Linked DNA regions of Mus musculus: region 2 is linked to region 1. The links are chromatin loops, found by intact Hi-C in ENCODE. Cell type or tissue: heart. All regions are shown on one strand. Each heading gives the region's core, and the rest is flanking DNA. Links, peaks and the distances in the headings are about the cores only.

Region 1 (16,803 bases), core at 4,134-12,133:
GCCTGTTCAGCATTTTGAGGAAACTATTGGCTTTCTGGATGCACGTGCTGCCTATCTTATGTGTCCTTAACGCCTAGGATTTTTTTGGTTTGTTTTGCTTTGTTTGTTTGTTTATTTTCTAGAAAGTAGATTTAATGGCTGGAGCAACAACCATTTTGCAAAAGGAAAAAGTTTTGCAAAAAGCATAAAACCTTGCTTTTGAGCCACCAAACCAATACCAAAGTCTTCAAACCTAAGATTAAATTAGAAAAAAAAATTAGTTTGTTAAGTCACTGGTTATTTACTGTTTTGTTTTGTTTTGGTTTTTTGAGGCAGGGTTTCTCTGTGTAGCCCTGGCTGTCCTGGAACTCACTCTGTAGACCAGGCTGGCCTCGAACTCAGAAATCTGCCTGCCTTTGCCTTTCAAGTGCTGGGATTAAAGGTGTGCACCACCACTACCCAGATGATTTTATTTACTTTTGTTTATAGCTTAATTAACACTAACTCTTAGAGGCACTGAAAATAGTGTTCCTTGAAAAGGCACTTCAAATTTAGTCATCTCACATTGATAAATGATCACCAAGTTCAAATTTAACATCAAAGAAAATTCAATATTATTGTCTTAGGGTTTTACTGCTGTGAAGAGTCACCATGACCAAGAAAACTCTTATAAGGACAGCATTCAGTTGGGGCTGACTTACAGGTTCAGAGGTTCAGTCCATAATCATCAAGGCAGGAGCATGGCAGCATCCAGGTAGGCATGGTGCTGGCAGAGCTGAGAGTTCTACATCTTCATCTGAAGGCTGCTATGATGACTCTCACTTCTAAGCAGTTAGGACAAGGGTCTTAAAGCCCATGCCCACAGTGACACCTACTCCAACAAGGCTACATCTTCTAATAGTGCCACTGCCTGGTGTGTGCAAACCATAGCAATTGTATAGAACAAAATGAAAATTTTAAAATTACGTTCATTGCTTTACTGCTTTTCCTTTGATTTCATTGTCATAATATATATATATATATATATATATATATATATATATATATATATATATATATATAATTTACCTACTAAGAACATGTAAGTAAATAAAACATATATTTACTTTAAAATATTGTCTTGCAGTGTTAGCATATTACATGTAAGCTATGTAAATCATCTTAATATAAAATATTAATAAAATGGATATTAAAGTGTTCAGTTAATGAAACTCACCCTGAAGTATCTGCATGCACGTGAAGGCTTTTTGTCACTTGTTTCATGCATCTTGGTTGATGGCCTGCTAACATAATTACAGCATGCCATTTGTCATGTGACCTAATGGGGTTCACAGTATTTCATAACAGAGCAATGACTTGTGACTAACCTTACCATGTTCCACACACTTTTCCATAAGAAAGGGATTCCTGGGCCAGCTAGATGGTTACCTGAGTTTGATTCCAGGGACTCACCTATCAAAAGAAGAAAACTAACTCCCTTGGGTTTTCTTTTGACTCCTATATATGTATCACAGTGCAAGTACCCTCTTTTCCTAAATAAATAGATAAATAGATAGATACATGTAATTTTAAAAGAAAGAGATTGTTTAGAATAGAGACAGCATATCTTCCAGGTTTTGTTGAAAGTTTAGCAAAGGAATGAAATCCTTAATGGGTCTCATTATCACCTCTATTACCGCACAGCACTTTTCTTGCAGTGGGAAATTCCTGAGCCATAGGAACCCATTGTTGCAGACCTATGAACAGATTAAACTAATTGAGGAAAATTGTCTGTTAATCCCCCCCCAGAGGAAGTATTAGTAGCAACCCTGAGAAAAATTATTTTTAAAATGAGAGGAGTTCTAGGGGAAAAAAAGTGCTTGGTGAGAACTGGAACTTTCATGAAATGGACCAATGAATGCGTCCAAATGTTTTTCTGGATAACAAAAGAAAGCACAGCCATGGGGAAATATTACAGTGGTTTTGGAATCCTCTATTTTGCTTGCTGGGTCGTTTCTTGGTTCATGAAACTCTGCCCTTTGCTCAGGGTGTTCTCCAAGGAGTCATGGACAAGTGGTCTGACTCAGTTTCCCAGCTGTTGAGGAAACCCAAACTTGAGGGCTGCCCCAGAAAGCACCCTAGGAATTCAGATGTACCTGTTCTCTGGTCTTGCTCTGTGGGAGTGTTGTCCTTTAATTGGGGTCCTTATCAGTCACCACTTTTACCCTTTCATATCTATCTCTCATATATTTGAGAGGAAAAAGCCTGGTTTGGGGGATACTGATGCTCATACACATTTGGCATCATTGTAAGTAAAGTGAGATGATCCTACATTAAGACTCTATGGCTGTAGTAGACTCTGTAAAATGAGGATTCCCCAGAGCCAAAATCACAGTAGATTCATAGTATAATTCACTTCTGAGAGCTTAAGATAGTGATCAATGCTTGCAATCCTACTCCACAGGAGACAGAGGCCGAGGATTGGCCAGTGTAGGCTAAATGGTGGGTGGAGTGGAGCGGAGGAGGAGGGGGAAACACCATCCATCTTTAGAAATATACTCTGGCTAAATTTCATACTCTATTACTTCTAAATAAAGTGTCTCTACCTTTTCCATGGCACAATGCAAATTCAACATTCGAAAAAATGATTTAGAGTATCTGTCATATTATTCTGCACATAGTGGGTGTGCAATTAATTTTGTTGACATCATAATAAAAAGACTTATTTCATTCAATAAATAACAATGATTTTTTTAAAGAAACATTTTAACACATGCACCCTAAACAATCACAAACAGGCTCTGCAAGGCTGCACCCCAAAATAAAGGCACAGAAGGCCAGGCTCCAACCTTGTGATACTAGCTGACAACACTGGAATCTCACAGTTGTGAGTTTTGCTCACCTTTCTCTTCTTGATGTGTCTTTCCCTAGAAGAAGAGATTGTCCTCATCTGGAGGATTGATGGCTGAACTAGTGGGAAAGTGCCCAGAGCAAGAGTGAGTGGGTGAGAGGCATGGCCCCTTAGGACATGCCACAGATATTTCACAAAATAAAGTTTACAGAACTTTCTTTGTAAAGACAACTACCAAACAACTATCTCAACTACCACCACCATAAACACCTACTGCCATTTTTGCTTCCATGAGCAAACTTTTGACTTGAATGAGGGAATATGTTGTCTTGTTTTAAAACTCACATTTCTCTGGTGATTTGAGAGGTTAAATATGTCTTCAGACATCTGCTGGGCTGTATGCCTTCTTTTGAGAAATGTCTGTGCCATCCACTGTCTATTTTGACAGAGCTGTTTTCTTGCTGTTGGATTATTTGAGTTCCTTATATGTTTTGGATGTGAGCCTACTGGTGGATGTACCTTTGGAAAATATTTTCTCCCAACACATGGATTTGTCTCTTCTGTCGATTGGTTTCTTTGGCTTTGCTTGAGAGTTGTAGCTTGGCATTTTTCCATTTATCTATCTGTTTGTTTAATAGCCTGTATTTCTTGATTCCACCCAAGAAACCATTATCCAGACTAATGTCACAGAGCCTGCTCTGTGTTTTTGTTTGTTTGTCTTTTGTACATATGTGCACATGTGCATATGTCTCTATAGATATGTGCATTGATGTAGAAGTCAGAGGACAACCTTGGACTTCATTCCTCAAATGCCATTCAGCCTTTCTTGAGGGAGAGTCTTTCACTGGCCTGGAACTCATCAAATAGGCTAGGCGGCATGGACATTGATTCCAGAGATCTGCCCGACTCGACCTTGCCAGCATTGAGATTACAACCATGCACTGCTCTCCCTGGCTCTTTCTACATGGGTCCTGGGGACTAAATTCAAGTCCTCATGCTTGCAAGGTGGGCACCTAAGCAAGTGAGCTTTTTCCTCAGCCCCCTTCTGTATTTCTGGTAGGGATTTTTTTTGGGGGGGAGGTTCTAATGTTGAGGTCTAATCCAGTTTGTAATGATTTTTATGTATGATGTGCAAAATAAATCCAATTTAATTCTTCTGTAAGTGGACATACAGTCTTGTTTTTGTTTGAATCTAATACAAATTCTCGTCATTGTATATAGATGGGCCCAACTATGTGGTCCCGATGAAAGGCTCACTCCACCTTTAAGAACACATTAAAGCCAAGCACACAGGTGTATGCTTTTAATCTCAGCACTCAGGAGACAGAGGCTCATGGATCTAAGAGTTCAAGACTAACCTGATCTACATAGAAAGTTTAAGACCAGCCATAGGTACAGAGTGAGACCCTCACTATAAAAATAACCAGGTAAAAAGGTCTTTACTTTCCTAAGACTTAATCGTAGTCCATAGTCTTGTTTTGATAGAATCTGATTAGAGAACTTTTATCTTCCAGGATGTTGGTATTTACACCTTTCCTCAGGTGCGCCAAGTTTTCTGCTGTTATTTCTTTAAATAGTCGTCCTGGCCCATTCTCTGCTTCCTCCCTTCTATCAAGCCTTTGCTCTTTAGATGCTAAATTGTGTACATCCCATAAATGGTTTTGTTCCCTTTCTTTTATTTTGGAGCCTTTAGACCTTGTCCTGAGCTTGTCTGTGTGCAGACTGGTCTAGGGATTCACTGAGTGCTGAACACATTCATGTTTCTATAGGGGACAAGCATCAGATATTCCTCTTCGGTCATCTTTCTTTTGTCTGGATCAAATTAGCTTCTTGTGAAAGGAAGACGATTTGTCTAATCCTAAATTGCATTCTACATACTCCTGAAGTGTGGGCAGTAATATATGACTCCCTGTAGAGAAGTACTGAACAAAAAGGAGAAGAGAGTAAGTTTACAGTGTAGACATGGGCAAATACTATTACAGACAGACACTAGTGTCAACACTGCAGTGATCCATTATGACACTGTTATAGTCTCTTGATGATTTAATATCAAGGGATAGAACCTTAGGAGTTACAACTCAGGACTTGTTAGAAAAACAAATATACTCCAATAGAGAGATAACCTATGAAATAGCTGGCCAGTGCTTCTCAAAGTTAGTTTTCAAAACAAGAAAAATATGAGGAATTCATGGCCAAGAATAGCCTAAAGAGACATGACAAGTACAACTCAGGATCCTAGCTGGGATCCTAAATAGAAAAGGGAAGTTATGTAAAAAGAAATGAAATATGACAAACCATGATTCTAGGTTCATTCTATCTGATTAACCATTTGCTAATTATAGGAAACATGCTAAGCCACTGAGAGCAGCTCATGATAGTAGTATTGCATGTGATGGCTACACGAAAATTCTACATGCAGGTTAAAAATGTGTGGGGCCAGAAGTGGCTTAGTTTTTTATTCATATTGTTTTTATATGTTGAAATATTCACATAATTACATTTCTTGGGGGAAGAGGCTGAGTCTAAATATGAAATCCATTTGTTTCACATATTCCCAAACATATAGCCTGAGGTAATTTCATTCAATATTTTTAGGGTATCTAGGTTTTCACAGCAACCAGTTATTATATGAGGTCAGGTATGACATTCTGGGGCTCCTGTCACGTTAGTTAAAAACCATTGAGATATGGGGATATTTCAGATTTGGGAATTAGGGATGCCCAATACCTAATGTAGTCTTTATTTCTCTTCAAATCTAAAACTTTTCTTTAAAAATAAATCCTACTGAAAACACCAGAAATAAAAAAAGAATTACCTGGTCTTCCTAGAGCTCAGTTGAGGAGAGAATGAAGCCAGAAAAAAAAATACAGAATCACACAGAGTATAGTACAGGCTTGAACAGAGAATACGAACTGTTAGAAGGAATTATAATACTTTAATTAAATTATAACTTAAAATACGTGAATCAGCAGTAGCAACCAGCAAGTTCTCTCTCTGAGTTGGCCCTGAAGTTGGTACTAGAATGATGAAGAAGAAAGCTGTCAGCTATGAACTATGCCTTATGTGGTAGAGGTAACTAATGGTAAATTAAAAACAAGTGGGAGTGCGTGGGTTGGAGAGCAGGGGGTTGAGGGATGGGATGGGGAGGTTTTCGGAGGGGAAATGAGGAAAGGGGATAAAATTTGAAATGTAAATAAAGAAAATATCTAATAAAAATGAAAAAAAAACTAACCTTCCCTAAATATAAGAGCAAACTCCAAGTTATTCTGTCCACATCGTTACACATGGGTCCATTTCATATGACCGCTGAGCTCCTAGAAATGTATACTGTTATGAGTTTCAATGACACTTTTCTAGAAAGTCCTTTTTGAGAGATGATAGAGTGAATTGTTCCTCTTGGAGTCGGTGGAAGGCAAACAAAAACGGGAAGAAAAGGTAGAAGGCCGGACACTTGACCAAAGACTCCATTTTGAAAAGCAAGGCCTGGCAGGTCAATAGGTATTTATCTGAATAAATAAACCTGGACAATCTGAAAAGCATGTCTGAAATGGTCCAGCCAACACCAATGCTTTCACCGTGGAGGGCCTGATATCAAGATTCGTCTACTGACTTTCTAGTATGGACAAGCTGCCCGACCACTGGAAGACATCATTAAGAGTGACTTTTATTTCTTCCCAAGTCTGGATCCCCCACTGGTTCCTCACCTCAACCAGCTTTCTTTTCTTTTACAAATATAAAGCCAACTGTCCACTCTCACTCCTGGGGTACAAATTTACAGTTGGGGTAAACTGTGGGGGCACATCTAGCTATCATAGTTATAGCCACTACAAATGCTGAGTCATCTTAAATGACATGGAATGTGTAGCCTTCAAGTTGTCCCAGGCTTATGCAACTCAGTTCTAGAGAGGAACACTGCCACTACCAGACCTTGCACAAATCATGTTGATCTTGTAGTCTCAGGTCCCTGAGCTGGAAATGAGGGCGCTGGGTTAGGGCTCTCTGGGTCTGTGTAATCTGTGAACGAGTGGTGTTTTAGCCAGTACAGAGGAAAACCATAAATGCACATGTAGACACTTGCTTTTATTGGTCTTTAGATCACCGTTTTTTTTAAAATTATAATTACTAGCCTTTTTTTTTGAGTGGGCAGGTGTTTAGCATTAGAAAAAATATATTCAGGATTAGCCTTTTTATTAAATATTTAGTGTTGCCTACTTTACAAAGCGATTTACAGACATTAGGAATATTAGTATAGACAAGTTATAGCTGTAATTTCTTTTTCAGTCTCCAAGGTAAAATACTAAGCACCAAAGACGCCCTCTAGGCAATTCCCGAACCCAGCAGTGCCTCCTTTCTGCCAGGGCGGGTTCCAGAGCGATGCTGCGCTCTTCCGTGCAGCCTTCAAACACGGCAAACCTACATAATACTTCCATCACCATGTTTCCTCACATTTCCCATTAGGTACAACAACAACAACAACAACAACAACAACAACAACAACAACAACAACCCCAAACGTAGCAGCATTTTCTTTAATCGCCCCCACAACCCCGTTCCCCCCAAGCTCCATGCCGGGTGTAGGGATGCACTAGGTCCTGCCCTACGGTTCTCCGTTCTCAGGGTGCTCCGCTCCCTACAGTCTGCGCGGCCAGGCGCGCACCTGAGCGACCGGGGCTGGAGGGCGCGCAGGGCGAGGCCCGGGCCGCGCTCCTCCTCCGCACCAGCCCGGTCGCCTGCCTGTCACCTGGCGCCTGCCGCCTCTGTCCGTCTCCCAGGTCCCCGAGCTTCACCAGACATCCCCCATCTCCCTCCAGTCCCCTGCCTCGCTGCCCGCGCGCCTCCTTTCCGCGTCCGCCCTCTGCGCCCCCAGGTGTCCCTGCAGCCCGGCCCCGCCGCCTCCCCGGCCGCCCCGCCCCGCCCCGCTCCGCCGCTCCGGGGCTCGGGCCCGGCCCCGCGGTCTCCCTCCCACCCCGTCCCCCCTCGCGCCCCTCCCCAGCGCGCGCTATTTTTAGCCCGTCCTCCGCGCGCCGCCCGCTCGGCGCAGCTCGCCGCCGCCCGCCTCCCGCACGGCGCGCAGCGCCTCAGCCTCGCGCGCCCCCGCCGCCCGCGCCCCGCCGCGCCCCGCCGGCAACTTTCCCTCCGCGCTCGGCCTCCTGCCTCGCCATTCCCTCCTGCGCTGCGGAAGATGGCTGTTTGGAGAAGGGGGCGAAGTTAGGGGCTCGCCGGCGCGGGGCGGAGGAGGGCGCGCAGCCTCGGCGGGAGCGGGCGGAGGTGAGTGGCACCGCAGCCGGGGCTGGCTCTGCCCGGGAAAGCCCTGGGAATTGGGGGCCACGCGTGCTCCGGGCGCGCCGCGGCATTCCCTGTCTGGCTCTCCGGGTTGGCAGCATCTCTGCCGGGACTTCCACTCCACTTGCTTTGCATCTTGCAGCCCGGAGCTTGGTGGGTACCATTGTCAGAAGTTGGGTGCTGGGTGGTGGTTTTGGTGAAGACCTTGGCATTTGGCTAGGCAAGCCTAGGCGAGGGTCGCTGGCCAGATTTTTACCTCGCCCTCCTGTCTCCCTCCTTACCCAAACACACACCCTATTCCTGTCGGAACCAAGCTATGAATGAAAAGTTTGTACTGCCAACGTGTTGCTTGAGGGGAGAAATACTTAGTGGGGTACCTTTGCTGTTTGGAGGGGCGCTTCAGTTCCAAGTCAGTACAACAGAGTACTGGGTTTTCAGAAAAGTTCAGGAGGTTGGAGGATGGGAGATGGAGCAGTGAAGTGCCCAGTGGATGAATCTTAAGCTCATTAAGGTAAATTCGGGGTACCGCAGTGGGGATGGGATGCAGTGAGGAGAGGGGGGCGTTCCCTGATCCCTGATTGCTTAGCTGGTAGCTTGGCTCTGAGGACATCACCCACTTGTCGGCAGTGAGAGGTGCTGGTGTCAGAGGCCTGTGTGTCTCTGGAAGACAGTGGGACCCAGCCGCCCTGCAGATCCAAGGCACCCTGGCTTTGCAGTTCATGTGATGTGGTCTTGAAGACGTCTCTTGTGAGTGAGTTTCCTAGGCTCCCATTTCAGGGAATTCTGTCACGTTTGTTTTCCCTGTCAGGAAGGTGTGTGTTTTCCTCTAAGGAACTTTCAGATTAACTGTAATATTTTGAAATCTGTGAGAAATGCAGTATAGATACATATACGTATCTCACGACTACATATATATTATGGAAGTGAGATACAATGGACTTAAAAAGTTTAACTCATACCAGAAAAGAAGTGAAGAGCTAAACACCTCCCCCAATGGTTTACAGCTTATGCAACTGAATATTCTTGGTGGACGGAGACAGTTTATAGAGTAGAGATTAGGAACTGCGACTCCTTGGAGCATGTTCATTTTTCCAAACCTTGTAGGAATTACTGAAATCTAGGAAAACAGAGTAAGTTCATGTGAATCCATGTTACAGAAAAGAAAAAAAAACCAACCTGAACACTTTTGACATTTGAAAAAGATTAGATGTTATTTTCTGATGCCCCAGAAATCTTTTTAATTCTGTAATTAGTAACAGCACAGAAGAAGTTGCAGTTAATAAATGAGGGCAATTTAAAAATCGTGTGTGGAAAAAGATACATTTTGAACTACTCTTTGGTACTTTGGATGTTTATTATGGAAATTAATGTGACTGAAAATTTGTTGTTTTATATATGTGTTGTTTACTAAGAATAAATAAATGGTCCTTCTTATCCCTTTAAACCACTGTTCCAGTTTGGACCAATTTAATTACACAGACACCAAGTCATTAATGTGCCTTCTGGAAACTATTCATGTTGAAAATGCTTACAAAAAATGTTGCATTTCAGAAAGAACAAGTAAGTTAGTTGTGCGGTTTGCCATTTCCCTCATTTATGTTGGCTGAATGGAGCAAATCTCAAGAGGAGAAGCATTCACTGTTAACATGTCACATGTGGGAAAAAGCTACGGTCTTTAGATATGTTTCCCCTAGCAAACAGGTGTATCTGCAGTGGGGATCCTGAGCCTGACCTTCGATGGGTTACTAGCTAGAGGAAGAGAGTTATCATCCCTGCTTTGCTCCTAAGTTAATGATCTCCACTGCCGAGTGGGCACTATAGGTGGACAGAGGTATGCAGGAGGAAGTTAAGAGTTTGAAATGAGGTACTGGTTTATAGACAGGAGGCAGGTTTTCTTTTTTATTTCAGTCTTCTTGTTCCTGCCCCTCTGAAGTGCAGCCTATTGAGCTGCCTTTATTGGAAAATCAGATAACTCACAATGCCCTGGGACTGTCATATTAAATTGTCGCAGTCTATAAAAATAATGATAAGGCTTCTGAAGCTAGAAGGTTATGACTGTTTGTGACTATTTTATTATAGACTTCATGAAGTTATTCTAACTGTCCATAATTACTGCGCGCGCGCGTGCACACACACACACACATGCACATACACACACACACATGCACACGTACACACATACATACACACATATACACACATACTTACATACACACACATGCTATAGATTAGCTTCTCTTTGAGGAATTTTAAAGCTTAATCTTTAAATCTTTAAATCATAAGGCTAACTACAAGATAAAAAGTTAACTACATTAATGAGACCCATAATTCATATTATGTTAATATTTTTAATCTAAGGGTATATTAAGTTTATATGATCTTCATTTTTATTAGGGTGATTTTATTGAATTGTTTAAACATTACAACATATTTTACTTTACACCCTCTCAGAGGGGAATGTGTATGTTATTCTTAAATAGAGATATGGAAAAATAGCTAACAAGGAGAGTCATTCGAGAAACATATGGACATGTTAAAATCCTTCTGTATGTGGCATCTGTACCTTCTCATTAGTGAATAGTGAAGCTATGGACATTGTGTGTGTGTGTGTGTGTGTGTGTGTGTGTGTGTGTGTGTGTGTGTGTGTGTGATTACATCCAAATGTGGATCTTTTATTTTTACTTCAACTGATTTTTTTTAAAGTGTAATTTATATTTATGTTTAAGTTGGTGGGGACTTTTACTACTTGAGGTCCTTTTCTCCTAGTAAGGATAGCATACTTAATTTTATTACAAGCATTCACAGATATGTATAATTGTTTCCAGGGTTTGTTATTCTTAGATTTCTTGATAATTCCACACACACAAAGAGAGAGAGAGAGAGAGAGAGAGAGAGAGAGAGAGAGAGAGGCTTTAGAAAGAGGATGACAGGTAAATGAATAGACCCAAGATGATTCACTAGTGAACTTGTGACATTAAGGATGATGATATGTATTTATCACTTCTTAATTCCAAGAGCAAGCTACTATGGCAGTATCATTGATGTCCCTAGATCTTCCAGCCCCGTCTCTACAGGTGTGTAGAACAGATTTTGAGTCATTTGTTACTGCTGCTATGGATAGGGTCTTGCTGTTGGAGAGCTCTGACTCTAGCCCCTAATTTGAACACAGATAAGCCATCACAGTTTCTCTTAGTGGTATGCGTTCTCGTAGGCACGCCATAGCCCACATCTTGCCCTGACTTCACTGGCCTTCTTTCTCAACCTCATAATGTTCCTCTCTTGGTCAAAACACTCTTGGGTTTATCAGCTCACTTGCCAACTGGAGGATCAGCAGTGAGGAAACTCTTGATGTGATTTTTAAGAAGAAAGAATATTCCAGAAGTCAGTAATGGAACATCTATCTACTACAGAGCCTGATGTTGGTTAGGGATCATGCAATATGTATCAAGGGCCTGTGCTTTCTCCCTCTGTCCTTTCCTCTTTCCCTCCTTTTTTCCCTCCCTCCCTCCCTCCCTCCCTCCCTCCCTCCCTCCCCCTTCCCTCCCTCCCTCCCTCCCTCCCTCCCCCTTCCCTCCCTCCCCCTCCCTCCCTCCCCCCTCCCCCCTCCCTCCCCTCCCTCCTTCTTTCTGTCTGTAGGACTGATGCTTCGGTATAACTCAGTCTGATGGTTGTGAACAAGAGGTTTAATGGGAAAAAAACCTCACCATTTTTATTCTGTTTAGACTTTGAATCTTAATAAATAGATGAAAACACACAGCAACTTGTTCATCTTTACCTCATTCTGTGTTCCCTCTATCAAATCTCAGCAGAATTTTCAACATAATTGCGCACATGATTTACAGCAGCCAAGGTGATAGACTTGTGCTATTGTGCTGTTAGACTCAGAAATGAAATGTATTATCCAGGATACAGAAGAAAGCATTGCAGTTTCATAGAAAACGAAGTCTTATGTAAGCGTACACATAACTGTTGAAAACAATTCTAGTTTTTTTTTTTTAATCAAAAACTAAGAAGACAGTACCAGACACTTTCTATTAAGTTAATACATTTTCACTATGGCTTCTCCTAATTGCATGCTTCATAGATGCCCATCTAAATGATTTCCAATATGAAGCACAGGGCAAAATTTGATGATGTATTGTTGACTGAAATGGATTTGGTTTGCAGCCTTAAAGAGGCAATGCCTTTCATTACCTGTTGTGTGATGTAGCAGGCAGAGAAGAGCAGGGTGTTCCAAAGCTTCTGGGTGCTGATCCTGCTGATGTGGGACATTCTTCCAATTTGTACAGCCACTGTTATAGCAAGGAGGTGAGTATAACAACTCCTGGAGAGCAGTGATAAGTGGCATTTTCAAGACAGGTAAGATTTGGGTAGTGCATAAACCAACTCGCATTCCACACAGTTCAGCTAGGCCCTGTAATCAGGTCTCTCTCTCTGTTCAGGACTTGGTCAGGGCTGCAGTTTCATCAGGGGCTCAAATGGAAAATGATAAGCCTCCGATTCTCCTTATGCTGTTAGCATTATCTTCCTGTGGAGGACTGAAGGTTTCCATTTTCTTTTTGGCTGTCAGCCCCAGGCTATCTTAGCTCTTGTAAACTGCTGGTCATTCTTTGTCAGGGAACCCCCCTACAGGCACCCTTACAACATGGCAGCTTCTTTCTTCACGGTAAATATGGTATGGTATGATATAATGATGATATATGCCTCTCTCTCTCTCCCTCTCTCCCTCTCTCTCTTCCCCTCTCTTCTCTCTCTCATTGTATTTTTTGTTGTTGTTGTTTTTGCTTGCATGTATGTGTGAAGGTTTTAGATCTCCTGGAACTGGAGTTACAGTCAGTTGTCAGCTTCCATATGGATTCTGACTAGATATTGAACCAGGGTCCTCTGGAAGAACAGCCTGTTATTGACTACAGAACTATCTCTCTCTCTCTCTCTCTCTCTCTCTCTCTCTCTCTCTCTCTCTCTCCCCCCCACACTATACTAATATAATACATATAATGCAGTCAGCAGAGTGACATCATCACCTTTGCAACATTCTGTTAGTTCCACTTGTATTTAAAGGACGCCATTAAACAAAGGCATGACTCATTGGAGGTCACCTAAGATGTGACTACTACATTGTCTGGCTCATAAAATCTCTAGTACAATAAGTGGACTGGCCCCAGAAGCTACTCCCTCAGGAGCAAAACTTGAAATACCATTTTGGAACTGATCCTGTGAGATGCTTTTGCTGTGGCCACCCATACCCAGCTTTTGTAAGGGAAGTTATGTTTTGAAGACAGGGTTCTCTGTGTATACATAAGAATGAGGTTCAGTTATCATGCCAAGAGATAATGACATACGTTCACTGATGAGGGAAAGAAGAAGGAGGAGGAGGAGGAGGAGGAGGAGGAGGAGGAGGAGGAGGAGGAGGAGGAGGAGGAGGAGGAGGAGGAGGAGGAGGAGGAGGAGGAGGAGAAGAAGAAGAAGAAGAAGAAGAAGAAGAAGAAGAAGAAAGGAGGAGGAAGGAGGAGGAAGGAGGAAGAAGAGAAAAAGGAAGAAGAAGGAGGAAGAAGAAGAGGAAGAGGGAGGAGGAAGAAGAGGAGGAGGAGAAGAAGAAGATCCCAGAGAACAAACAGTTTAAATTTGACTGGCTTAGGCCACCTGACTGGAGTTGTGTGTGTCCCTTGAAGAAGAGCTCTTCTGGGATTTTTAATGGTGATCATGGTGGAGCCACACAGTGGAATGATGGTGGCGAGAACCGAATGGAAGTCTTTCAGATGAATCAGAATCATGCACTAGCCTAGACTCCGACTTTATTCACTTTAAATGTTATTTCACATGCAGAAGGCTTTTATGGATTGGGTCCACTAATAATTTCAAGGATTCAGCACTATGATTTGGAGCTCATAGCATTGCCTTCTAATTTTTTTTTTTTTCTGGAGAAAACAGACCACAGAGGCACTTGGAATCACCATACTGTCTGTGACCCAAAGACAATAGGTGTACTTTTGCTTTATAGGCGTTTCAGGCCTATGGAACACAGCCTATTCATTTTTCTGGGGCAATTTTATCAAATCCAGACCTGTACTCTGGCAGCCTGGTCCACATTTTCTTCTGCTGCTTTCTTTCCCACCTCCAGGTAAAGGGAGAGTTTGAAAGGTTAACTACCTTGCCCGGGGTCATTCAACTATGGGTGGCATCAGAAATTGAATGCAGGTCTGATATCAGAGCCTGTCGTCTGAGCTCACATTCTCTACTCACAGCAGTAAGTGAAGTCTCCGGGGGAAGCTGTTCGTGCACACATTGAAGTGTGCCTCTGCTGTCACTGCTCTTGGGGTCCCTCATTCACCTTGAGAGAAGTGCACACTGGAAGATGTTGGTTAAAGATCCAAGTGAGAGCGGACGCTGCATCATGCTTTGTTTGATTTTCCCAGCAGGCAGCACAGATTATAGGTCTCGCTTAGATCTAAAAGTAAGAATAGGTGGAGGCTGTTCAATTTTTATTTGAACTTTCCATTTTGGTTAAAATCAAAAGCTCCGAGTCCATTCCCCCCCCTCCTGTATGTAGATTTCTACTATTAAGTTAAATCGGGGGACATTATGAATTCTCACCGCCTCTTTGGCCATGGGGTTCTTTCTATGGCTTTTTCAGATGCCACTGTTTTGATCTACTGAAAAGTCTATTGAGATGCTCTTCCTTTGTTCTTCTATTACTCGGCAGTCCTTTCTACTCTGTGGTGCCTCGAATTCTATTCATAGACACTCTGCCCCTTTCTTCTATTTTATGTACTTAAATCTCTTCTTTAAATGGCCCTTGTCCCCTTGATCAGAATCATTGGCCCAGATCCCCTTCCTGCTTTCCTGGGAGATACAAGCTTGGTGTGGGACCCTGGAAACCACATCTAATTTCTATTAATTTTACAGAGTTGTACTATATATCCTGATACATACGAGAAGTCTTTAAGATTTTCCTGGATACTTTAGTCAATCTGCAAACATTTAAAACTGAATCTCCCACGTTGGACTGTGTTAGGTCAGGTGAAAACCAGCAGGCTGTTCTGTGGATGGGAGACAGGTTGTTGGAACATGGTGACTGTCTCACCCAGGTCCCCGTGTCTACCCTTCTCAAGCACTGCAGTTTACAAAGAGGAACGGTGAGCTACCCTCAGCTCAACTGACGAGGACAGCAATATCCTAATCCAAACAGGACTCAGAAAACCCTGAAATAAACTTGTTTCTGTTTGTAAGTTTTAGTTTTTCATTTAGGGGTACAGCTGTAAGAGGCTGAAGATCCCTGCATGACACTGTTTCATTCACAGGCCAGACCTAATGCCTTTGTAGGTTAGACTGTTGCTGTTAGCAAGGGGCTTGAGTTTTTGATAGTTGGGAACAGACAGACTGAGGGAGTTACCAACTTGTAAAAACCCAACTGTTTTGTCTCTGGAGCCGGGCATTTCCAAGACCAGTCCTACCACTCAGTTTCCTGGGATTATGTTATGCAAGCGACCATCAGAGCTGAGCTTCTGCCCTTTGCAATGAGAGGACTTTTTTTTTTCCTGTTTCCATTCACGATGCATATTCTGACTAGAGAGATCAAGTCCTTGTTTTGTAGCTATATTGGACTTTTACTCCTCTGCGGCTCTGTTGGGACACTGCGCCCCTTAGGAAGCTGAGCTCCTGTTTGCTTTTCTTAGGGGCTCGATGCATGTCCCATCTTCCGTGTCCCTGTGACAAATTCTCTGATCACTGCAGGCTCTCCTCATCTCAATCTTCTCTACAGAGATGCCTAGCAGTAGTCTGTGCTAACAGCTGAGGTTCTTGGAGGCCTAGGAATTGAATTGTATTAACGTGTAAAGCCCATAGTAAAAGCTACTGCATGAAGAAACTCTTTTCTTCTTCTTCTTCTTCTTCTTCTTCTTCTTCTTCTTCTTCTTCTTCTTCTTCTTCTTCTTCTTCTTCTTCTTCTTCTTCTTCTTCTTCTTCTTCCTCTTCCTCTTCTTCTTCCTCTTCTTCCTCTTCTTCCTCTTCTTCCTCTTCTTCCTCTTCTTCCTCTTCTTCCTCTTCTTCCTCTTCTTCCTCTTCTTCCTCTTCTTCCTCTTCTTCCTCTTCTTCCTCTTCTTCCTCTTCTTCCTCTTCTTCCTCTTCCTCTTCTTCCTCTTCCTCCTCCTCCTCCTCCTCCTCCTCCTCCTCTTCCTCTTCCTCTTCCTCTTCCTCTTCCTCTTCCTCTTCCTCTTCTTCTTCTTCTTCTTCTTCTTCTTCTTCTTCTTCTTCTTCGTCTTCTTCTTCTTCTTCTTCATACAGAAGGCAGCATTCTTCTTCTTTATACAGAAGGCAGCATTTTCACACTTTTGAAATGTAGCGATGCATTTAAGGCACTGGGCAATTTACACACATCCTTGTAGCCTCACTCCAGAGCTATGACCCCTCCCTGACCATACCTTGATGGGAAGGACAGAGGTAGCACTTGCTCTCCCGACAGAAGCCACAGGAAGAGTGAGCTGGTTTTGCCTAGACTGCTGATCTGCACAGTGTGAACTCGTTATCTTTATTAAGCATTTTTGTTAAGTAGGCAGTGACATAAAATATAAATGCTTTCTGCTTATAGATTTTAGGAGTTAGTCAAACCCAAACCCAGTGAACAAACACTACATGTGAGCAACAGAAGGGATGAAGTGAGAGGAAATGGGACCGAGTCATGCGGCAGTTGAAGCAACCTTGCCAGTGTTGGG
Region 2 (16,803 bases), core at 3,232-11,231, 210 kb after region 1:
CATATCGTCACCAGCATGATAGCTGGCACTTGTGTCAGCAACAGTTTCATGCTCATCAGACCATGAATGCCTGCTTTAGTTTCCTAATTACAGTAGAAGGCTGGTCATAAGAATGAGAAAGATATGTTAAAGTTTAAGGTTTTGTCTTCTCGCTGGCACAGCTAGCCTTAGAGTGATGCCCTTGTCCAAGGATAACATTTTCTTCAGGCCAGACAGAGAACTCTGAATGAAATCAGGGCTTTTTGCAAATGTGAAATCAAAGGAAAGGGAAGTTGATACTTTCTCAGGGTCCTCTATTAACTTGTGTAAGTCCCCCATACACTCATGCAACACATGATACATGAGAAGGGGAGGGAGTGTGCGAAGGAGGAAGAGATATATAGAGAGATAGAGCTAGAGATACACACACACACACACACACACATATACACATAAACACACATGCACACACACACACACACACACACACACACACACACACACACACACACCCCTTCCATACTGTGGAGGGCACCAAGCATCAGTGTCTTCTACTTAACTCTGTTATATATAATTTTACTGTATTTATCTCTTTCTGGTGTTTTAAGGAAACATCTTAAGTAAAATGCTAACAATTTTACCTGTAGATATTTTTATATCATTAAGTGAACTTTAAGATCTGCATTTTAGTATCACATTTTTACATGAATTACATATTTATCTTTGTTAATTTTCTGATGGAGACAAAGACACCAATCGATTAATGCTATTATAACCAGAAATATGCACTTAACTGTTTCAGGGAGATCCTTACTGCCAGACAGTATATTAAGTGCAGTTAATCTTATGATGAATTAATATATTTTGTCCTCACAGTCAACTTATAACAAAGGCCTTTAATTTTTTAATATGATCTAGAGAAAATGATATATTCTCCCCTTGCATTTGTATTATATATGAATGGCGAGAAAAATAACAAATTCACTTTTATGGTGTCTTATACTTTACATTTTCTTTTGGATTTCTCTTCAATTTTTTAAAAATGTTTCCTTCCATTAAAAAAGAGCATGTAGGATTTAGCAGATGGATTTCGCTCCACATCTGCTTCTACAATGCAGCATACAGAGTGCGCTTGCTACTCCCAGGGAAGTGGCATCGTTGTTCACATTTACAGAAAAGGAAGCAAGCTCAGAGAGGGTATCTGGGCTGTCCATTTTATATGTATCCAGCCAATCCAGGGCTCAGAATTGACCACAGGCTTCCATGGGCTTCAGTGGTTCCTGCATATTCTGTCTCGCTGGGTCAGGACCTCTATATCCCAGTACTATCATGATGCATGGATCCTTCATCTGAGTCCAGGGGCAGAGTTGTGACTGCTGTTTCCATTTGGAAGGACAGAGTAGGAGATGGTGGGCTTGGGCGCTGCTGTTTCACTATGAGTTATGCACAACTTTTGTCTTTTACTTAGAGCGTGTGACAGAAAATACTTTGGAAGGGAAATAGTGTTTGCTCTCAAAATGCCCACTTGGCATTCGTATGGAAAATTTACTTGAAACAATTCAAGGAACGGCTGCAGAAAAGCTTTGTGGCCAGTCTTAGAACTCCGTCTTTGAATGCGAGGGTCCCTGCATGAGGGGAACATGGGAACGTACTGTAGGCCTCAGGGTACTCATTCCTCCTCTGACTTCCCTCAGTGTGAAGGACTTGGCTGCTCCTGAATAACAGCACTTACGTTTACTTCTTTGACTTGATCTTTGATTTGAAAATCTGTGTTAGGTATACAGATATGGAGCTCAAAGGCAGGAGAGCTGCGGCATGCGTTTCCTAGGCCTCTATTCCTTTGCCTTCTCTGTTCCTCCCCTGTCTCAGAATCAGCTACCCATTCTTCATTCTTACACGACCGTCCTGTGTCTGTGAATGTATGTGCCAACATTAACACATTGCTGCTCTGTTTTGTGCGTCTCTCTCTTTTTTTCTTTGCCTTCTTCTTGTTCTTCTAAGAGCTCCTCTTCACAGCTATCTAATATTTCATGGTATGGATTTTTCTAAAATTAACTAAACAGGCTTTCTGTTAGCAGGCATTCTGTAGTTTCTAATTCTTTGCACATCGGAATATTTAGATGGAGATTGTGCCTAAAGTCGTAAGGACTTCTGTGTGCTCTCCTATTCTTAGCAGAAGCTTAGCAGCCCTGGGAGTGAGTCTTCAGCCTGGCTGGACGGAGATGAGATTGTTGAATTAGGTCACATGGGACAGGAAGCTGCTTGATGTCAATTTTCTCGGACAGCTATTTTTAGCTTCTGAACAGTAATCATGGCAAGAGATCTTTATATCTCGCCCTAGACAATCTTCTCTTGGAAGATTAAAGTGGACCCCTTTAAAGGGTTCAAAAATGCAATTTGCTAACAGTTTAATGGGTTGATTGGGGTCTTTGATAGTGTATTTCTGAAGGAGAAAAATGGTTTTGTGCTATAAAAGGTCCATCTGCTTTGTTCTCCATAGCCATTAAAACTTTTCAGATCTGTTTTCTTGTAGTCCACGAAGTTTTGGGATCCTAAATGTTAGGCATGTGTTTTCTGAAGTGCATAGTTTTTCTGTTTCTTTGTCCAGATCTAGGGATGCTCAGTTCCCTTTTACAGAGGAAGTTTTCTTCATCATCAAAGCTTTCTTTCACTCATACATCTATTAGGCATAGTTTACTTAAGGAAAAGTGTATCCAGTATTGGTGATTAGTAATTTTATGGGAAATAGGCTAGCATGAAAGTCATGTGGGACGTTGATCGAAATTCATGGATAGGTCATTCAGTTGTCCGCTGTTTTTCTGCCTGGGTTTTTCTCACATACCAAGATAACAAAATTGGTGCTAGGTGGCAAACAGTCTGTAAAGAAGACACTGACGCAGACTCTCTGGGAAGTGGATTTAGAGCATGACATTTCCCTGTCCAGAGATTTATGTCCTGACACTGTGAATTACTAAAGCTGAGGTCTGAACATGGGGCTCATTTCCCCTGGCTCAAAATTTAGTGAAGAGCTGCAGCCTGGGGCTGGAGTATCAGTTAGCCAGGCTCAGGGATTGAGACTGGTAAGCCCTATCAATAGGAGTGGACTTTAGGCTCTTTTGATTTTAATATATGCAAATGTCTTTATAATGTATGATGTGTTAGGTAGAAAATTATTTCACATGCCAGCAATTTAATTTAAAAATGATACTCTTGAATATTTTATAAACCACTGGAATAATATCACACCCTTAATGAGAATAATGTTGTGCTTGCTTTGTGTGCTCAGCCATGTGGCCAGCATTTTACTTACTACATGGACTTGATTTCTCTCGCTCTGTTAGGGAGTTTGTGCTAACATAGAAAATAAACAAATGAAGTTAAATGACAATCATCTTCACTTGGAAAATTTTACTAAGAACTATTTAATATACTTTTGGGATGAATTTCAGAGATGTGCGATGTCGACTTTGAACCTGTAATTTGATTATATATAAAATTAAAGTTGATTTAAGTGGAAAGAGTCAATACTTCCCCAAATTTAGTCAGAATGGTGAGAACACAAGCCAGAGGGTGTTTGCCTTTCTAAACCATCTTTATTCTTTTAAAACTGCCCTCCCATCCTTCTTCCTTACAAGGTAAAACTTTCCCTTTGCCAAGTGATGTTGGACAATTCTATGGTGACAGGCTCTATAGAAACTCAGGTTAGCAAGTGAGATTGGGAGAGGGGAGGGCAATGGAGGAATGGAGTCAGTCTATTGTGTTCTGGAGATGGGAGAGCACAGCTGTATCTCCATATCGGAGCCCAGCTGGGGACACTGCAGATTTCTTTGTGACTGCTTCTAACCCAGAACTACAATGAAGCAGTTATTTCTTTCAGGCTGGAGAAATCCAGGAGAATGGAAAGAGTGGGAGATAAATTATGAATTAGCCTGGACTGGCTGCTTGAGAATTCTATTTATAGTTACACTTGGTACAAAGTGCTTCGAAAAAACGGCAGTGAGTTGAAGCTGAGGTTGTATTTCAGGTGATGAATTTGTTTTTATCTCTGTCGGAGCTGTGTAGGACAGCCTTAGGAGTTCTGGAACAGCTGGGAGGTCGAGTTAACCTTCTTTATTCTTTATGTTTGGTGCCACAAATTGGGTGGTTTAGTTATGGATAAGTAAGGGATTTGCAGAACTTAAAAGTAATTTAATTGCAAAATCATGTGTGTACATCTCAAATGTAAGTAGAAGTGAGTTTCTCTAGAAAAGCAAAACAGATGAGTGGGTGGAGAAGGAAGGAGAAGGTAGGATACCTGAGAATGGAATTGAGGGGACGCTCAGAATTCACGTTCACTGCGTACCTGCAAGAAAATCGTATAAGACAAATGCTTGACCTTATCTACAGGAATCGAGGGAGCTGAGTTGTTATGGCTAATGCTCTGGAAAAATCTTGGTATGCAGACACATCTTAGGAAGAAACTAAAATGTTAGTAATACTTCTTCAGTGAGACAGACATTTCTAATCTTGTGACTGTCTTTTCATTTTGACAAATGTAACCTGTGCCCTCAGACTGCTGTGCTCTGTCCTCTCCATCCTAGGTAAGTGTGAGGTAAGAAAGAGTGGAAAGGGTGCCCTGTCTGTGCAAGTTTTCCTCACAGTTTCTCACAGGAAAAATCCTGGAGAAAGCCTGTGAAGTGACTGAGTAACAGTAAGGTCAAAAAGATTGAGATCTTCATGGAGGTACCATGCAGAGAATCAAGACAGAAAAACAGTAATGTAACTTGATATAAATAAGATGATTTGTGTGTGTGTGTGTGTGTGTGTGTGTGTGTGTGTGTGTGTGTGTGTGTGTGTGTGTGATATGTAACTCTGTGTGTGAATGAACATACACAGTCAGGAAGATATCTGAAGGTCAGAAGTTCATATCAGCTACTCTTTGGAGAGGAGGGGAAGTTGTAGAAGGTTAACAGAAACTTTAGGAAGTGAAGAGCTGCATATATGGAACAGTTTCTCTGCCTCCTCCTGCACTGACTTCCTCCTTGGACAGACATACTGCCATGATATCTTTCAGATCACGAGGGATCCCACCACAGCCTGGAGTGTCTGCTTTGCCAAATGTCCTTTAGAGGCTGTTCAGAAGACACTTGTTGTCAGAGATGGCCCTTTCTTAGATTGCTTTTTGTTTATGCTCATAGATCCCACATTTTTCTTAAGTTCTTTATTCTCTTTTGAAATTTGAAAATAGACTCTTCTCTCATACAGTAACCCAGACCACAGTTTCCCCATCTCCAGTCCTCCCAGATCCTCCCCAGCTCCTATCTTCTCAGATACACTCCCTCCTCCATTTCCCTTCAGAAAACAGCAGACCTGCCAGAGATGGCAATTAAACAGGACAGAACAAGATACGATAAGACAGGATGAAAGCCTTCATGTTAAGACTAGACAAGGCAACCCACTAGAAATAAGAGTCCCAAGAGCAGGCCAAAGAGTCAAGAGACACATCGGATTCAGCTGTTAGAGTACCAGGCAACTGCCAAGCTAACAGCAATAACATTTATTCAGAGGCTCTAGTGCAGACCCATGCTTAAGTCTCTGTGAGCCCATGTGACCCCTCTTTGTTGGTTTAGTGGGCAATGTTCTCCTGGTGTCTGCCAGTCCTTCTGATGCCTACAATCTTTCCTCCCCGCTCTTCCTTAGGGTTTTCCAATCTCCTATGGCAGGGGCACAAAGTAGAACTTAAATTTAGATCCTCTCTTGCCTCCCCCTCTCTCCATAATGTCTGTCTGTGGGTCTCTACCTACTACTGTCTGCTGCTAGATAAAGCATCTCTGATCATGACTGGACAAAGCAACTGGTTTATTAGTATAATAGGATATCATTGGAAATTATTTCATTGTTTTATTTTCCAGTTGTATTTAATTCTACCCTAGGTCTCTGTATTATCCAGTCTCCAGTTCCTGGCCATCCAGGAAGTGGATGGCATGAGCTCCCTCTCATAGTAGGCCATCCCATATTCTGAGCCACCATTGCCGTAGCACATCTTGCAGGCAGGGTAGATTTTAGGTGGAGGGTTTTGCAGCCTGGTTGGCATCTGGGCTTCTCTTTCCATAGCCTGCAAAGTACCTTCTGTGCCAAAGAGACTGTAACTTAAGGGTGAGACCCATGTAGCTCCAGCTCAACCTCTACATTCAGTGAGGTGTGTGGATGTTGTCCTCAGCAAGGCAGTTCTACTGTAAGTTTTCAGAGTGATCTTCTGTCCTGGCATCAGTTTGGGCTACTTAGGGATCTCCACAGGACATACTTGGCCAACAACTCAACCAATTACGACCTAGTCCCACATTGGGAAGAGTTGCCCAATCACAAAAGATGACCACTCATAGTCTGCATTATTAGTAAATTGAGCATTGCCAGTGCTGGCTGAGACTCCATATTCTGCATTATTCGTGAATTAGGCATTGCCAGTGCTGGCTGAGTGCTTGCTACACTAACGTACCTCAGGGGCTCATTGTACTTCCTGTGTTATCTATCACAGCTATGGAGAGTGGTCCCCTTACTTATTCAACCTTGAAAAATAAACTTTATAAGTAAAGTGTCATGTTTTAGTGTTGCAAAAATTATTTAATCTCAAATGGGGGGTTTTTGCTTTGCCTTTGATCATTTAGTTTCTGGATAAAAAAATCACACCACTTTTATTATTGTAATAAGCCTTAATCAGCACTAAAGCCGGGCAGATATCGATCCCCTATGCTATTAGAATCTATTTCCCCATCATTAACACCATTTTATAACTTGCCATGTTCTATCTGGGCAGCTCTTAACTCTAACTGGCCATATTTTTATTACTCACCTACCCTATGGCGCTTTTCCTTCTCTCTACTTTCTCTCTTCTCATGGGCTCCTCAGATCTCAAGCCCAAGAAGCGAAGAACCCTGCCTGTTTCTCTTCTGCCCAGCTATTGGCTGTAGACAATTTTATTTACCAATTATGGATAACTTTGGGGGGGGTACAAGGTTATATAGCATTACCTGTATAGCATCACTTGGCTATGTCATTTGGATATGTTATTTGGATACATGCATACTCTCTCATCTCTGGGGGGCATCCAGGCCTTGGGGACCAATAGTTAGTATTATAATTCAAGCAAAAGACCAAACCTCAACATTTTAGTATAAATATATAATTTTTTTGGAGATAAAGGTTTCTATGCATCCCAGACTGACCTTGAACTCATGTTGATCCTCCTGCCTCAGCTTCCCAAATTCTGGAATACTAAGTGTAAGCTGTAAGCTGCAGTCATATCTGTCTTCATCATCCTTTTACTAAAGTTCTTGAGCATCTTAAAACCTACAAAGAGAACTTATGACTCATGACCACAAGCTTCATGTACTTTTTTTTTATTACTTACTTTTTTTTAATTAGGTATTTTCCTCGTTTACATTTTCAATGCTATCCCAAAGGTCCCCCATACCCCCCCCAGCCCCCTACCCACCCACTCCTCCTTTTTGGCCCTGGCGTTCCCCTGTACTGGGGCATATAAAGTTTGCAAGTCCAATGGGCCTCTCTTTGCAGTGATGGCCCACTAGGCCATCTTTTGATACATATGCAGCTAGAGACAAGAGCTCCCGGGTACTGGTTAGTTCATATTGTTGTTCCACCTATAGGGTTGCAGTTCCCTTTAGCTCCTTGGGTAATTTCTCTAGCTCCTCCATTGGGGGCCGTGTGATCCATCCAATAGCTGACTGTGAGCATCCACTTCTGTGTTTGCTAGGCCCCGGCATAGTCTCACAAGAGAGAACTATATCTGGGTCCTTTCAGCAAAATCTTGCTAGTGTATGCAATGGTGTCAGCATTTGGAAACTGATTATAGGATGGATCCCTGCGTATGGCAATCACTAGATGGTCCATCCTTTCGTCACATCTCCAAATTTTGTCTCTGTAACTCCTTCCATGGGTGTTTTGTTCCTATTTCTAAGAAAGGGTAAAGTGTCCACACTTTGGTTTTCTTTCTTCTTGAATTTCATGCGTTTGGCAAGTTGTATCTTATATCTTGGGTATCCTAAGTTTCTGGGCTAATACCCACTTATCAGTGAGTACATATTGTGCGAGTTCCTTTGTGATTGGGTTACTTCACTCAGGATGATACTCTCCAGGTTCATGTACTTAAAGAAACCAAAGCAGTGCAAGTTTTGCCTGGTGTAGAATGTGGTTCTTTTATTTGTATTTGCTCCCTCTAAATTTCATGGGTTAAGGTAGGGAGGTCACAATCTCAATTAATTAATTAACAGCAGGTTGGGGTTCTTTGCACTTCTGCTTCTCTATTTGTTTAAACCTATAGACGTTTAGAATAAAAGTTTTAATCAGTGGCGTGTGGAGCCTAAGCTCTCTTGCTTGACACACAGATACCTTGGATTCCTTTGAATGTCAGGTGAAAACAATGAACTGTCAGACCAGCACTAACATCCTCAGTGTCTGGCACTGATCCAACGCTCTGACCAGCATGGGTGTTGAGACAGCACAGGCAAGCACTTTGGATTGTTATGTGGAAAGACTTGGATTTGAGCCTGTGGCTTTTTGCATACCTGACTTTTACACGTGTCTGTGCACAGTGTTCATGAGTGTCTGTGTGTTTGTATCTGTGTGTGTATATCTCTGTGTGTATGTGTCTGTATCTTTGTGTGTGTGTGTGTGTTTCTGGAGATTGTACCAAGACCTTGTGAAGGCTAGACAAGGGCTCTTCCACTGAGCTATAGTCGCAGTCCCTTATATTAACATTGGAAAGTTATTACAACCATTGTTTCTTTAGGGTATTGCAAATTTTATATGCCCCAGTACAGGGGAATGCCAGGGCCAAGAAGCAGGAGTGGGTGGGTAGGGAAGCAGGGCGAAGGGAGGGTATAGGGAACTTTCAGGATAGCATTTGAAATGTACATAAAGAAAATATCTAATAAAAAATGTTAAGGACAAAAGTGGTAATAGCTAACCTGCAGTGTTGTTGTGAAGAATAAATTTAAAAGCACATATAGAGTGTCTCACTACAGATTTCCTGTGGTAGCATTTCTCAAATGTTAAAGCACCTATCAGAATCCTGTCTGAATGCAGACTGTCATCCACCCAGGCTGTATGCAACCTGAGATGCATACTTCCCAGAAGCTCTCAGCAGATGCAGAACCCAGAGAAGCAAAGTCTTTGGAGAACTGCCTCTACCTTTGAGTACTTTTATGTGTTGGAATGACAGATCATTTTCACTGATAACTCTGAACTTAATGTCTGACAATTTGGTTGATAATGGATGTGTATGTAAAAACTAAGAAGTAAAGCCTTCAGAGGATCATCTGGGAAGGAGTATGTTGTATTCAAGTTTGAGATGCCAGAAATTAAGTTTCAAGTCCTGTTTGGAACAAGGCAGCTTTAACAGACACACCCACACAGAAGCATTCCTGTTCTTGCCGTTGTATCACATGGTCCCTTTTGGCAGAGTTCTCGATTGAAGCCACAATAGGCTAGTTTTTCAATTATTCTTCTAAAATGGAAACCTGTGGCCCTCAGAGCATTGTTCCTTCTCTAAGATGAGTAGGAATTCCTGAAATTAAATATGTCCAATTGATGTCTGATAAACTTGATTCTGAGAATTTGAGACAGGCTTGCGCTATGTAGTACAGCTTTGAAGTTAAGATCTGTTTGCCCCAGCTTTATGAAAATTGGGTTATAGGCACACACCATGCAAACAGGAACATGGATCTTAAAATAGAATTTTGAAGATGTGAGAGGATAAACTTTGCAGGAATGTGGAATCTTTTTCCACACTGACAACAAGGTAGAACCTCTGATTCTTCCCTGTCTTTCTCAAAGGGGCTTTGGTAATTGCTTTGGTTTTCACAGGGCATCGGGCTACCTTGGTCCTGAATCTGTTCTCTGATAATGACTAACTCAGCTGCTGCTCCAAGTACCAAAACCAGTGAAGGGTTTCATGTCCCCTTTGAATTGAGTGTTCAGGCTACAAGTTCTTCTGGGTCAAGCAGATGATGTTCTGTTCTGTAGTTTTTTGTTTGTTTGTTTGTTTGTTTTTTGTTTGTTTTGTTTGTTTGTTTGTTTGAGACAGGGTTACTCTGTATAGCCCTGTCTGTCCTGGAACTCACTCTGTAGACCAGGCTAGCCTTGAACTCAGAAATTCACCTGCCTCTGCCTCCCAAGTGCTGGGATTAAAGGGGTGCGCCACCACGCCCAGCTTGCAGTTTTTAAAGAGGTTTATTCTGTGTTTTCTGACAGTTACTGGCCCCTCTTGCAGGAGGGACTAGGTATAAAAGTCCTTTGAAATGGTAGTGTACTTAAAATTTTGTCTGATCAAGTGTAAATGGGGGAATGAAGCCTGCTGCAAACAGTAGAGAGCAGGCTGATGTCCTTGGGACTGTGACTCACCTGTCTTCAGTCTTTCAATTATGTGACCCTGATTTTAAAACAGCACCAATGAGATTAAAAGTACACTAGAGGTCACTTCACCCTGAATTCCTTGCCTCTTGGGAAATTTCCAGTGGACGGTCTTCCACGTGAAGCTTGGCATGCTCCCATGCCTTAGCTTGCAGCCCTCCATGAAATAAGGCAGAATGGCAAAGGGCTGTGGCTCAGGACAGGAGTTAATGGGAACATACACCTCATGTTCTTGAATGCAATCACAGATGACAGGTACACATCTAACCTTCTAAAAATGAGGCAATAGCTTCCCTTATCACACATGCTTGAGCAGTCACACCTCTCTCCTGCCGGCTCAAGTAACAGTCGGATTGGAGGAGGCATTTACTGCAGTGGCTTTCCTATTCAGACAGCACAGCCAATGAATAGAGTCAGTGACTCCCAAAGTCACCTGTGGAGACGGTGAAAATATTTAAAATTCCCGACTCCCACCACATTCATGGAAAGAGAATTATAGTGGAGAGGGCTCTAATCACCTGGAATTTTAGCCTGCTCTGTGGCTGACTGGAATGCACCTGTCCTGATAAGTGGCTTGGTAGTAAGTAGCTCTTTCTGGTAATGATGGGTTATTTTCTTGAGAGGAGAAGGCAGGGAATTAGTGTTGACAGGCCAGAGCTTAGGTTTCAAGGAGACCACAGCTCATACCTTGGTTCTGCCCTTTCTGGTTGGATGGATCCTTCTTCCTATTTTTCTCATGTGATAGGTGGGGATGAGACTTCCATCACAGGGTGCCGAGGACTGCATATTAAAGCTCAGGCTTGGTGCAGTGTATGGTTTACTGTAGACTTTTGCTTCTCCAAGCCAACCCTCGGATCAGCAGCGACAGCATCACTGCAGAAAAGATGCTGGGCGTGCAGAAGGCCAAGATCACCCTGCTTGGCATCTACGTTGCCTGGGATTTATAGCCCATAGCGCCATCACACTTTGAGTGTTTTTTTAGAGTTAGCCACAGGTTGGATTGTCTTCATTTCACGCTGTTCATTTTCAAAATACAGTGTGGTGGCCATCTAGATGACCTGGCAAGTAAGTGTGCTTCTTGTGAAAACCTGATGATTTGGATCTGATCCAAGAAACCCCAGAAGGAGAGAACTAAGCCCACAAAGTTGACCTCAGATCTCTACACACTTGTGGTTCCCCATCACCTACCCGTAATAAATAAAAAGTAAAATAAACAAATGAATAAATAAATAAGTAAATTTAAGAGCGTGGGAGTTGACACAAGGACATTCTAGGACGTTTATTGTTTTGTCTTATTGTCATTGATTACTGTAATCACTGCTGTGGGTGAACAATAGTTTGGGTTTCAGTAAAACTTTGGAAATTGCCTCTCAGTTCCTTCTTTTTATATTTAAGCACATAACCATAAACTGTAAAGCCAGAATCACAGTTTAGAAGAAGGCATAATGTATCCACAAATAAAAGCTCATCTAGCAACCAATAAAATGGAAACTTGTGAATGTTTGAAGCACAGTCTCAGCCAGATTAAAAGAAAAAAAAAACAGATCAAATAAAATATTTGGAAACTATGCTATTTGTTGATGCCTATAAAATTTAAAAATAAACCCAACAAATCTGCTTATTCCTGCAAAGTCTAAATTTTGTGAGTTCCCGTGATTATTGGAATCACCATTGTAAATGTGTTGCTAAATTTAATTCTTTATTTGACTTTTAAAACTCACCAGTTTACTGTTTGCAGTTTAACTCTGGCAAAAGGGTAGAAAACTCTGACTTTTAAGAGGTCTCTGGACTCTGTTCCTCCAAAAATATTTTAAGCTATTTAAGCTCTGAAAGGCACATCAAGAAGTATCGGCCAGCTAGAGGAGTATTAAGTTCATGAAGGCTTTTGAAATTTCTTTAAATCTTTTTACAGAAATAGCATAGCTGTCCTGGGCACATTATCTCGACCTTCCCCCAATATTTTGTTGTTTTCATTTCCTTGGAGCACTAACTGGGCAATAAAGTCTCCTTACTTATTGTTGTAACAGGATTTTGTTGTTAATGATCAACTTTTCACACAGAACTCTAACCTTAAGGATTCATTATCATGGGGGTGAATTATTTTCTTCCTCTTGATATTGCATGCTATTTAAGCACCTACTGCTTAAATACTGCCTGGGTAGGCACTCTGAATTCAATAGATTCACTGTCTTATCTTCATGGAAAAGATGTTCAGGGTATTCAGATACATTCACCTGTCCAATGACCATCTAAAATACTCACAGGGGCAGCCAGCCAATCTCCTTGTTTCCGAGTATGAGACTCATCTGGGTGGATCAGACACGTGCCTATGCTTTTGTTCTGACCCCATCTGTGAGCTGTATGGCTGACCTTATTAAATCAGCTAGTGAGGGCTTCATGGACTTGGAAATATTTCATAAACTGCCAGTTAATGGGGGAGCTTTGCTGTGAATTGTTTGAGCTTTTGTATTTCAGGACAGCAATTATGCAAGGGGGTGGGGAGTCTTGTGCATCGGCTTCCTTGTCTAACTCTGAACAAGGCACTGCTGTAGCACTGGTGGCTTTTCAAAAGTGTCCCTACTTGTCAATCACATCGACTCATCCCCAGTAGAGGACTTGTGAATCTGGTAACTTCAGATTTAAGCTAAAAAAAAAAAAAAAATGCCAATGATCCATGGAAGTCACCGTTATTCTTTCTGCTGAGTCATTTTTTATTAATTATTGTTCCCTGGTACATGAGGGGGAAGAGAGGTCTATTTGGGTGGGTTCTGAGTGTGCAGCTAGGTTTGATATTTGTTCTTCCTGACACCCCTCAGTGCTACAAATTATCGCAAAGCTGTTGTGGGTAACTGGATGGCCACTTGGTTTCATAATGACTAATTCTGTAATCTTAAGGAGTCCTACAATATCTGTGGGGAAACTTTTTTAATTGCCTGTTTCTCAGCATTTTTATTTCATTCACGACTTGGAGGAGAGGAAAGGTGAGGTCATTAAGGAGAAAGCTGATATGGACAAATATGTGTCTCAGGTTGATCCATAAAAGAAAAAAATCACACTTCTTTTTGTAGGACAAACGGTTTCATATTGTTCAAATATTTTCTTTATCTACATCTCAAGGCCTACAAGTTCTGGTGTGAATTACGGGATGTCTATAGAAGGCTTAGAGCTTTAATTAGTGGAGGAAAGGGAACTGGTACTTGCTGGTTTCAGGGACCTTTCCTTGTCATTTCCCTTCCCCCTTATGGTCCACCCTTCTTTAATGCAGCTTGAAGAAACCTTCATGCCCACAGCCTAACCCCATCCATTCACCCTCAGTCTGTCTGCCTTATCCATCTCCATACCTGCCCTGCCTGTGGTCTTTTATTGCTGTTGCTGCAACTGGGTGTCTTTCTATTGTCCAGGCAGGCTGATCTGGAATCCCTGACAGTCCTTCTGGTCCTGCTTCCCTTGTTCTGGGGTTCCAGGTGAGAACCACCACACCCACCTCTCCCTTAACTGTGTGGGAACAAAGCGTGGTTCTTAAGGATAAACTCAGTGCTGAAGCATGCATTCTAAACAGGCTATGTGCTTACACACTACTGAAGATGCTCCATTGAGCCAGAGCCATTGTGTAGCCTTCGTGAAACAGTTCATCTGCATGCTTGTCAATGTACAAGAGTAAGATTAAATCAGAAAGTAGCTGTTTAATGTAGTTCAGAATTGGCACGTATCAGTGAGTCCTGGAGACAGGTTATCTTACTGTCCTTTATGAGGGTTCATTCTGATGTGATTTAGATAGTGCATGTATAATTGCTTTATAAACTTATTTTTCCTGGACAGGCCACTTCCAACAAAATTGTGTAGTAGGGGCAGATAAGACGCTCTCTGTTGCACAAGAGAACCATAGAAATGTTGATAGTCATTCCTTTTAAATTGGAGAATGGCAACTTTTATAAAAATAGCTGTGAATATTTCACTTGGTACTGATATAAAAACTAGGGCAGACATTGAAATATTTCTGTTTTTCAATATGTATTAGCCTCATTTTCAAAGAGCTCCTTGACATTTAAAGTTAGTGAATTTTGTTTTATGTCTCTCTTAAGTGGAAGTTCCTTTTAGATTTGGAGTGTAAGAGATGTGTGCATATCTTGTGCAGGGGAGGAAGATTAATGGGTGAAATGCTTGCCTGCAGCAAAAGCCCGAAGGTCCAAACACATATAAGAGTTGTCCTGTGAGCTCTGTCTGTGTCCTGTGACATATGCATGACCCTCCGTATACACACAATAATCATAAATGGAATTCAAGAGGGAAAAAGGTACAGCTTGCAGGCTGTTCAGCTATGAGTAGTGTGTTGACAGTAACATATAAGGAGGATCATTTATCAGTAAACACTGCTCATCTATGAAGTGGCATAATCAAAATTATTCTCAGTGTAGTGCTTCATGCCTCTAACAGAAGCTTCACAATTCACATTATGCAGCTGGTTTCTTTATCATCACAAAAGTCTGCCCAGGAGAGAAGTTGTTTTCCATTTGGAGTCATGGGCATTGCATATAACTTTTGGATCATAAGCTAGCACAGAGTAGCTGGTGCGTATGTGTGTGTTTGGAAGTGTGTATTACCACAGCAGATACTACCGAGGCTGATTTCCCTCCAGTGATATTTAGATGTAATTTGTTGTTGAAATTAGCTTCCAAGTACAAGGTTTACTTAATGAGAATATATTATTATTATTATTATTATTATTATTATTATTATTATTATTACTATTATTTTTGCTCCACTGCAGCTCTTGATACTTAGTGGTAGATTTGGTTTCATATTAAAAAGTTTACTTTGAATAGTTTGATTGTTAAGACAGTGTCTAGTGTCCTTAGGTGTGGCTGACGATGATTGCTGACAAACAAACATTGGTGTGCGGGTATCCTAGAGGAGCAGAGCAGAGGAGAAAGCACACAGCAAGCAGGGATTTAGAACAGGGTTGAAACAGTAACAGGTAAGTTACCATAATGGAGGAAGAAGCAAAAGCGGCATTCCTCTGCGAGAGCAAAGCACCCAGTAAACAGAAGACAGCCTGGGAAGGATCTGGGAAGAGCAAGACAGACTAGGACGAACTTGAGGGCTAACATGGTAGGAGTTGCAGGACGTGTAGTGTGATGGTAAATAATTCCACCACTGCAATGCGTTTTCTTCCTTAAATTGCGCTGACCTCAGAGATGGTTTGTCTACTGTAAAAAATCATGTTACCCATTCACTGCTCTCTCCAAACACCTCCTGCACTTAATAAACAGACTCCTTATTTTCCTAGGTATGAAGGCCCCAAACCTCACTTACCTTTGATACCTTGCATTTATCCAGATGCCATACGCAATTGTTTTCAATTCTTGCTGGCTTTACTGTGCCAATTGTATGTGTCCTGGGACACACTGGCATCATCTCCAATGCTGTGACCATGGTCCAGGCCACTGTTCATTCTTAGGGATGTCATTGCTGTGGTTTTTGATTCCTGCTTTTGATTCTGGGCAAGTTTCTGTCCAGACTCTTGTCAACACATCATCTGGAAAGATCTCCCCAGAATTTCCTAGAGGGTAAAGATGAGCCTCCACTATGTCTTGTGGGTCTCAGAGGGAGAGATGGGCACTTGACCATCTTAAGATCTTTACAGAGCTCTTTATAAAAAGGACTGAGAGCAGACAGACACTCCTAGAGCTTGTGCCTAAGCACTGTACCTTCTAAGAGTCCTTAGGTTCAAGGTACTGGGGATCAACAGTGGGGAAGCCAAGGTCCCACCTCTCCATCTTTTGATTTTTGGCAGGGATATGAGGAGATGCCCTATTGCCAGACAATAACTGCAGTGCTTCTAGGATATCCATGTGCTAGGGAAGCCAGGTGTCTTCATTGGTTTGAGAATTGTTAACTGTACTTGGCACCTTGTAGGGAGTCAATCTTGTCAGCTATCTACAAAGCTACTAGGCATCATTTTAGGTTCCGACAGCTTTAGTTGGGTGCTGCATACTGTTGCTGCTCACAGTGTGGTTTTTCTGATCAGCAGTGTCAGCAGCATCCTGCAGTTGGTTAGCTTTGCAATGTTTCAGGCCATGTCCCAGCACAGCTGAACAATTTATAGTCTAACAAGATCCCTGGGTGAGTCCTCTGCACATTAAGCTTGAAGAGCGTTGCTGTAACATAAAATGATGAGTATGGAATAGCTCTTGGTTTTGTGGAGCTTAGAGGTCTCTAAAATCACTTTAGTGTTTACAGACATAATTGCAATTCAGTATAAAGTGGTAAATGACATGAGATCTTCTCACCGGGTCCTAAGATACAACAGCTTGTTTTAAACTCAGATTTAAAACAGTATCAAGTTCATTTTCTGACTGTTAAAGTCAACAGCTTTATAAGTTACAATAAATGTTTCTCTGTTCCTATTACCGTCAA

What was found. Peaks named below come from ENCODE experiments on the same cell type or tissue, not always from the same donor. Only the 100,000 strongest peaks of a DNase experiment are listed, where the experiment ranks them.
Region 2: a loop joins it to region 1, with 2.0 times the contacts of the local background. A loop is called at or near these places in 3 of 42 quality-filtered maps.

Annotation. Positions count from the first base shown.
Region 1 is chr12:34,898,054-34,914,856 of GRCm38, reverse strand. All of the region lies in intron 2 of Hdac9 (histone deacetylase 9), which reads left to right. Among named protein-coding and RNA genes, the nearest start is that of Hdac9, 11 kb to the left of the region's middle. In heart, for the core only: a CTCF peak has its summit at 7,151; no DNase peak of the experiment used is centred there; H3K4me3 peaks cover 1,798 bases; H3K27ac peaks cover 979 bases; H3K27me3 peaks cover 967 bases.
Region 2 is chr12:34,685,135-34,701,937 of GRCm38, reverse strand. The region is part of intron 3 of Hdac9 (histone deacetylase 9); the gene reads left to right. Among named protein-coding and RNA genes, the nearest start is that of Gm46347, 94 kb to the left of the region's middle. In heart, for the core only: no CTCF peak of the experiment used is centred there; no DNase peak of the experiment used is centred there.